2 separate regions of the Mus musculus genome follow, and region 1 is linked to region 2. Evidence: chromatin loops called from intact Hi-C (ENCODE). Cell type or tissue: gastrocnemius. All regions are shown on one strand. Each heading gives the region's core, and the rest is flanking DNA. Links, peaks and the distances in the headings are about the cores only. Region 1 overlaps Gm12496 (a long non-coding RNA gene). Region 2 holds the start of Abca1 (ATP-binding cassette, sub-family A (ABC1), member 1).

Region 1 (2,913 bases), core at 203-2,702, 200 kb after region 2:
AGGTTATATTTTTTTCCCCAGCAAAATTAATTCCAGATTCTCTGAGCAGTGAGTCTGACCCAGTAGCCAGACCATCCCCACCCTCAACAAGGCTAGGACTCTCTTTGAGAGTGAGTAGCTTTGCATACCCTTATTGTGATTCATGAGATTATATTCCCTTGTTTACTTGGGTTGATCACCAAAGCTGCACAATAGACTTTATTTTAAAGGTTAGCACTAGCCTAGGTAAATATGAAGCAAAACAAGTCAGGGGTTTGCCTCAAAATATCGTAAAGGAAAGACATTTTGGCATGTATTAATGAGTCAGATGGGTTCTGTACTGTTCATTTTTAAAGCTAGGTGTGGAGTGCACACAGCGGGTTTATCATCTTCTCTGCGTTTTTTTCTGCACATGCTTAAAATCTGCTATAATAAAATGTTAATAAAAACAGCATGTTCTGTTTTAAGTGCTGACCTAGAATTTTAGGTAGCCAAGGATCAGATCTTAATGGGCTTACATTTATCTATGAAGAGGCTTTTTAGCTTTTTCCCATCATCAGCTTGATAAGATGAATTATTCTGGGGCACCATAACCTCTTTTTAATTGGTCTCTCTGAATAATAGGATTGCTGTCTATCTTTCCTTTCATATTCCTTTCCAAATTTTCAGACTTTTTTCACATGAGTGACTATTTTCTTTAACATTAGGAAAACCAACAAATCTGTTATCAGTAAATAAGTATTACTAAGAAATATTTATTATCCATATGGACTCACTGAGCTTTCATCTACACGATGGATTTATCTCATATTTAATGTGAAAAATGATTTGAAATTTTACAGATGGCAAGAAGGTATGTATTTCTGTCCCCTAATGAATAACAAAATAACGGGTAAAACTTGGAAGTTTGGGAGGTCTGAGGAGCAGTCATCCGGAATGGAATGTACTTCGAGTTAAAGAGACTTCTTCCTAAGAGATGGGACAGCTGAATAAAAACATTAAAAACCTGAATAGATGCAAGGATGTGTTTGCGGAGGGAAATGTTTATGCCATTACCTCAGTCCTGAATGTCACTAGCAAATACTGCAAAGTAATGAAGGAGGCCATTAAAGTAGGGACGGAAAACCATCCTCCAATGTTTCAGGAGACACTCTGACATCTTAATTATATTCTGCCACCTAGTGACTGAGGAAGATGAACGTACTTGCTTAGCCAGGCTCCAAGTGCACACACAGGGCAGTCCTGCACCTCTTGGTTTCAAGAGTCCTGGCCTGACCCACAGGGATTGGGCGTGGGGTGAGAGTGATTCTATCAGCACTGGTGTGCCTCGACTGCCATCTGCTCACTACTCCTACTACAACTGTAAAGGAACCTACAGATATGGCTGAAGCTGCAAAGCTCTCTATTGCTCCCAGACCAAGGAGCTGGAAGTCCTCTCTCCATCGAAGCACAGCTCCCCAGCCCAGGGCTTCCTCAAGCTCTTTGTAGAGGGCTGTCAGGTTCAACAAACTAAACTAATTTCCATTTGGGTATTTTTAATTCCAAAGTTCCATGATCAGGATAAAGTAAATGTAGTGACTGCAACCAGTAAGATGGGCCAAAGTTTACTCCCAAGTCCTTGAGATCTCACAAGTCTGGACGTGGGAACTGGTATGAATAACCCCCCACATGCCCCATGAAAAATAAAGCAGTGCTTTGAAGTCACATCCTCTGGCATAGCACAATTTCTCTTCCCTTTGATGATGAGGCCCATAATGCATTGCAGTGGTTTTTCCTAGGCTTGACCTCAGCATTTCTAGGCAAGAACCACAGAATTATGTGACTCTCCCAAAGCTCTCCAGGTTCTCCTCTGTCATTGGTCAGCATCCTTGGCACAGTTGCTAATGGACAGACGTTGTGTTATAGCTGTGGTATTTAATAAGGCTCTCCATTCTGTGCAGGAACTGCGGACAGGATCTCAGAACACGCAGCTAAAGCACCAGCATCATCAAGAAGGCTGTGATACCGACCCGGATACCAATAACAGCCTTCGGGGGCTTTTTGAACACAAGATGAAGGCATGCGACACCAGAATAAAGCTTTGGTTGAGAAAGTGACTGGGACAGACTGAGCTATTTTTCCAAATATGCAAACTATCAACATGCTTTGAAACTAAGGTTTTATTGGAACACAGATATATGTCCCTTCCTTTAAGAATTAAGATGTGTTCTACTCTATGGTGGTTCTCACAGAGGCCACATGGTCTGCCAAGTTTAAACGATTAATTCCCCTTCCCTGTGCAGAAAGCCTGTCAACCCACAGCCTGAATGAACTACCCGGGGGAGAAGTTCCTGTCACTCGTCTGAAATCATATTTTTCCAGTCGGCTTCTGAAAAGAATTACGGATTTTACTTGACATAGATATAAGGAATCATTTTCTGAGTTAGCTGGTAACTGGTACCCAAAAACAGAGAGATAAAGGGAGAGAAGATGAGGGCAGGACAGACCTGGGGAGCAGGCTGGCCACATTTATGTTTGCCACCTGCTTTGGTATAATTCAAAATCAGCCTCAACACTAAGGTCATGTGGGGCTAGAGAATTATTGCTATGGAGATGGGGAAATCTGTCCTCCAGATTGCAGGGATAATAAGTGCTATGCCTGGCTCCACTAGATGTCAGCAGCAACCCCAAAATTATGACAAAATATATCCCTAATGATTACCAAATGTCCTCTAAGGAGACAAAATGTCCTTCGTTAAGATACAGAAGCATACCTTTAGTGCCAGCACTCAACAGGCAGAAACAGGTGGATCTCTCCGAGTTCAAGACCAGTCTAGTCAACACAGTAAGTTCCAGGATAACTGGGGCTACACAGTAAGACCCTGCCTCAAAGCAACAAGAAAAAAAGTCGCATCTTCTTTAAGTACTCCTTCAATGACCAATTTCAAGCTACCA
Region 2 (2,913 bases), core at 108-2,607:
GAGTTGCTAAGTATCATTCTTTTTTTTTTTTTAAATAGTGTTTGCATTGGGGTTTCCATGAAGAGAGGTAGAAAACCAATCAGCCCCAGTCACCCTTTCCAATTCCAGACTAATTCACGGTCTCCCATCAACCACGCACACATTCCAAATCAAGATGCATCCAAGGGCCACAACAGGCCTGCCTTTGGGTGCTAATAAAAAATACTTTAGGGGGCTGGATTTAAAATACTCATCTTCGGGAAGACACCCGTCACAAATACCCAAGTCACCACCAGTGACCCCTCCAGAACCCCAGTGACTTTCACAAGGAGACCCATGACTTATTCTATGGTAGCAATTTTTGCTCCAAAATGGTACTATGAGCATTATGTTGCTGAAAATTTCCTTCCCTCAACCCTCAGATTCAACTTGTTACCACATAGATAATAATCAATTCTGTGCATCACACCTTTCTTTAAAAAAAAAAAAGCCCTATTTTAATGACTTGTGATAGCGCTGAGGAAAAGACATGCTTACAATAGAAACTGTAATTTATCTTTATTATTTATATATTGATATACTATCCACTCAAATATTCTCTATGCTTGTCTATACCTCCTTTGATGTGGGGGAAGTGTTTTTCAACAATGGGAACAGCAATACGTTGTCCTTATGTGTGCATTAGAATATTAAAAATGGGCTGAAAGAAAAGTGGTGATGATAAACAACTCCTTTTTAATTGGCATTTATGTCTTGTAGAGTATCAATACTTGGGTCAGGGTTCCGAATTATGACTAAGAGGTAAGGGTGTGCTTTCGAGCCTGCAGGCATGTGTCAGGTGTGTGCTGTGGGAGGTGAGGGCTGAGCCACAGAAAGAAAGTGGTGTACCAATTCTCTTCAAGGAAGGTTTGTGCTGTTTTGTTTTGCTTTGCTTCTGTGGTTGGTGGTGCTAGAACCCAAGGTCTTGTACAAGGTAGACTCTACCGGGGGCCTACATCTTAAGCCAGAAGTGTTCCTTTTGTTTATCTGTCCTTTATTGTACATTTATTCTGCCCACTTCCTTGGAAGGATGTCGAAGTAAATTCTTGTTTTGTTTTGGAATGGTGATACCATTGCAGCAAATGGGGCAAACTAATTATTTCTAGTGACACTTAGTTTTCCCAAACAAACACACAAAGTCAAAAAAAAAAAAAAAAGCAAACAGTTTAATAAGTATTTCTCTCTTTTCCAGAGGTAAGTGCAGAAACCAAAACAGGCACCTATCCACAAGGTTGTCATCAGCCAACATCCCCAAGAACCTCATTGAGCAACGGTCTGGGAGTCAGGAAACAAACAAACAAACAAAAAACAAAAACAAAAAAGAAAAAAACAACAACATGAAAACATAGACTGGCTTTCTTGGCCTCGGGTTTCCTCCCAGTTTGGAAACACCAGTTTTGACCAGATTCACAGTGAAGCAAAAGGACTAGAGACTCTCACTCCGCACCAGGCCATACCTAGGCTACCCGGCCAGGAGGCGCTGCGGGCCAGTCTCCAGGGGCCACCCGCAGGCCGCCCAGCCCCCACCCCCTGGCGGCGGAGCCCGGCCCAGCACCCGAGCTGCGAGTTCTGTGCTGCCCGATGGGGTTACTTGCGGTCATTCGGCTGCACAACCTAGCCCCAGCTTCCCAATCGGTGCTCAGCCCGAAGTCTCCCCAAGGGAAGACTAGCAAAAAGCAGTAAGATGAGGGTGGATTGGGCACCCCAGTTTCGGGTTTCTGCAGACTCTCTTAAGTTTTCTGTCTTTAGAAGGAACAAAAGTGGTCTCCCACTTTGCGCCAGGGACTGCAGCCCTCCAGAGCGCAGGAAGCCTGTGGGCAGGACCCCGGAGTCGAACAAAGCCCAGAGAACTCAAGCAGCAGTAACATAAAAGACCCCGTTTAGGACACTTCCTACTAGAGTTCTTTGGAAACAAGGACATGCAGTCCCAGTCCCGGGAAGAGAACCTCCAAGTCAGAGGCCAACACAAACCAGTTAAATAATGGAGTGAGGACTCAGATGTGACACTTGTGGGCGACGGCCTACCCCGCGCCAGACAAAAGGAGACCCTTTGTAGAGGATTCCCTTCTCCCTACCCCACTGGCTGTACCCCGAGGACGTCCGGGAACCTTGGCTCACACTGCGCCCAAGAGGCGAGTCTCCGACGCCGGAGATGCTCTCGCTGGTCTCCGATTCCGGGAGACCCGAGTGCGGCAGTTCTGAGTCCCAGGGTCGACAGGGCCCGTCCCAGAACATTCTTTCCCTGTTTATGCCTCCCCTGTACTATTTGCATCCCCAGAAGTAAGGTACATGGGAGTTCGAGTCCCCCCAGTGTCCCCAAAACGGAGAGCTTCCCAACGCTTCCTTGGCCCCGAAACAAAATGCCCAAGTCACTGAAGAACCTCTTACCTGTTTTCCACTTTGCTGTTTGAGTCTGTTTTCCCTACCCCTGCACAAACCCTTCCAGAAAGGGGAAGAAAAAAGTGGGGGGAAACAGGGAGCAGAGCAGCTCCCCAAGCCGGCTGTGGTTGCGCGGGTCCCGCGGCGCCCCCTGCCCAGCTTTGCGCTGCGCCGCGGAGAGAAGTGGGCTCTGCCGGTCCCGGCCCGCTCGCTCGCCCTCGGAATTACTGGTTTTTGCCGCGACTAGTTCCTTTTATAGATTCGGCTGTGCCGAGCGCCGGGGTTACTACCGGTCAAACGCTGTTCTCTCCCTCTTTCCCCCGCCCCCTTCCCGGCCTCTGTTTATGTAGTTCAGTCACTCAGCAGAAAGCACGTGGAGACATGGCCCGCCCCTTAAACCGGCGACAGTGCGCCGCCGCAGCGGGCACTGGGGGCGCATGGTGAGAGCTTTGTGGGGCCCGCTTTCTGTAGCCCTGGCCCTGACCTGCTAGCCTTCGGGAAACGGGAAACTCCGGA

Evidence for each region. Hi-C counts contacts between places; a loop is a spot of excess contacts. Peaks named below come from ENCODE experiments on the same cell type or tissue, not always from the same donor. Only the 100,000 strongest peaks of a DNase experiment are listed, where the experiment ranks them.
Region 1: it touches region 2 in a loop (9-fold over the local background); 16 of 42 quality-filtered maps call a loop at or near these places.

Annotation. Positions count from the first base shown.
Region 1 is chr4:53,353,983-53,356,895 of GRCm38, forward strand. The region is part of intron 2 of Gm12496 (a long non-coding RNA gene); the gene reads right to left. Among named protein-coding and RNA genes, the nearest start is that of Gm52737, 28 kb to the left of the region's middle. In gastrocnemius, for the core only: CTCF peaks have their summits at 1,163 (motif pointing left) and 2,624 (motif pointing right); a DNase peak (open chromatin) is centred at 1,250; H3K27ac peaks cover 183 bases.
Region 2 is chr4:53,157,270-53,160,182 of GRCm38, forward strand. Abca1 (ATP-binding cassette, sub-family A (ABC1), member 1) reads right to left here and starts at 2,626. Exons shown (of 50, transcript NM_013454.3): 1 at 2,407-2,626. In gastrocnemius, for the core only: a CTCF peak has its summit at 1,531; DNase peaks (open chromatin) are centred at 1,552 and 2,146; H3K4me3 peaks cover 2,500 bases; H3K27ac peaks cover 2,124 bases.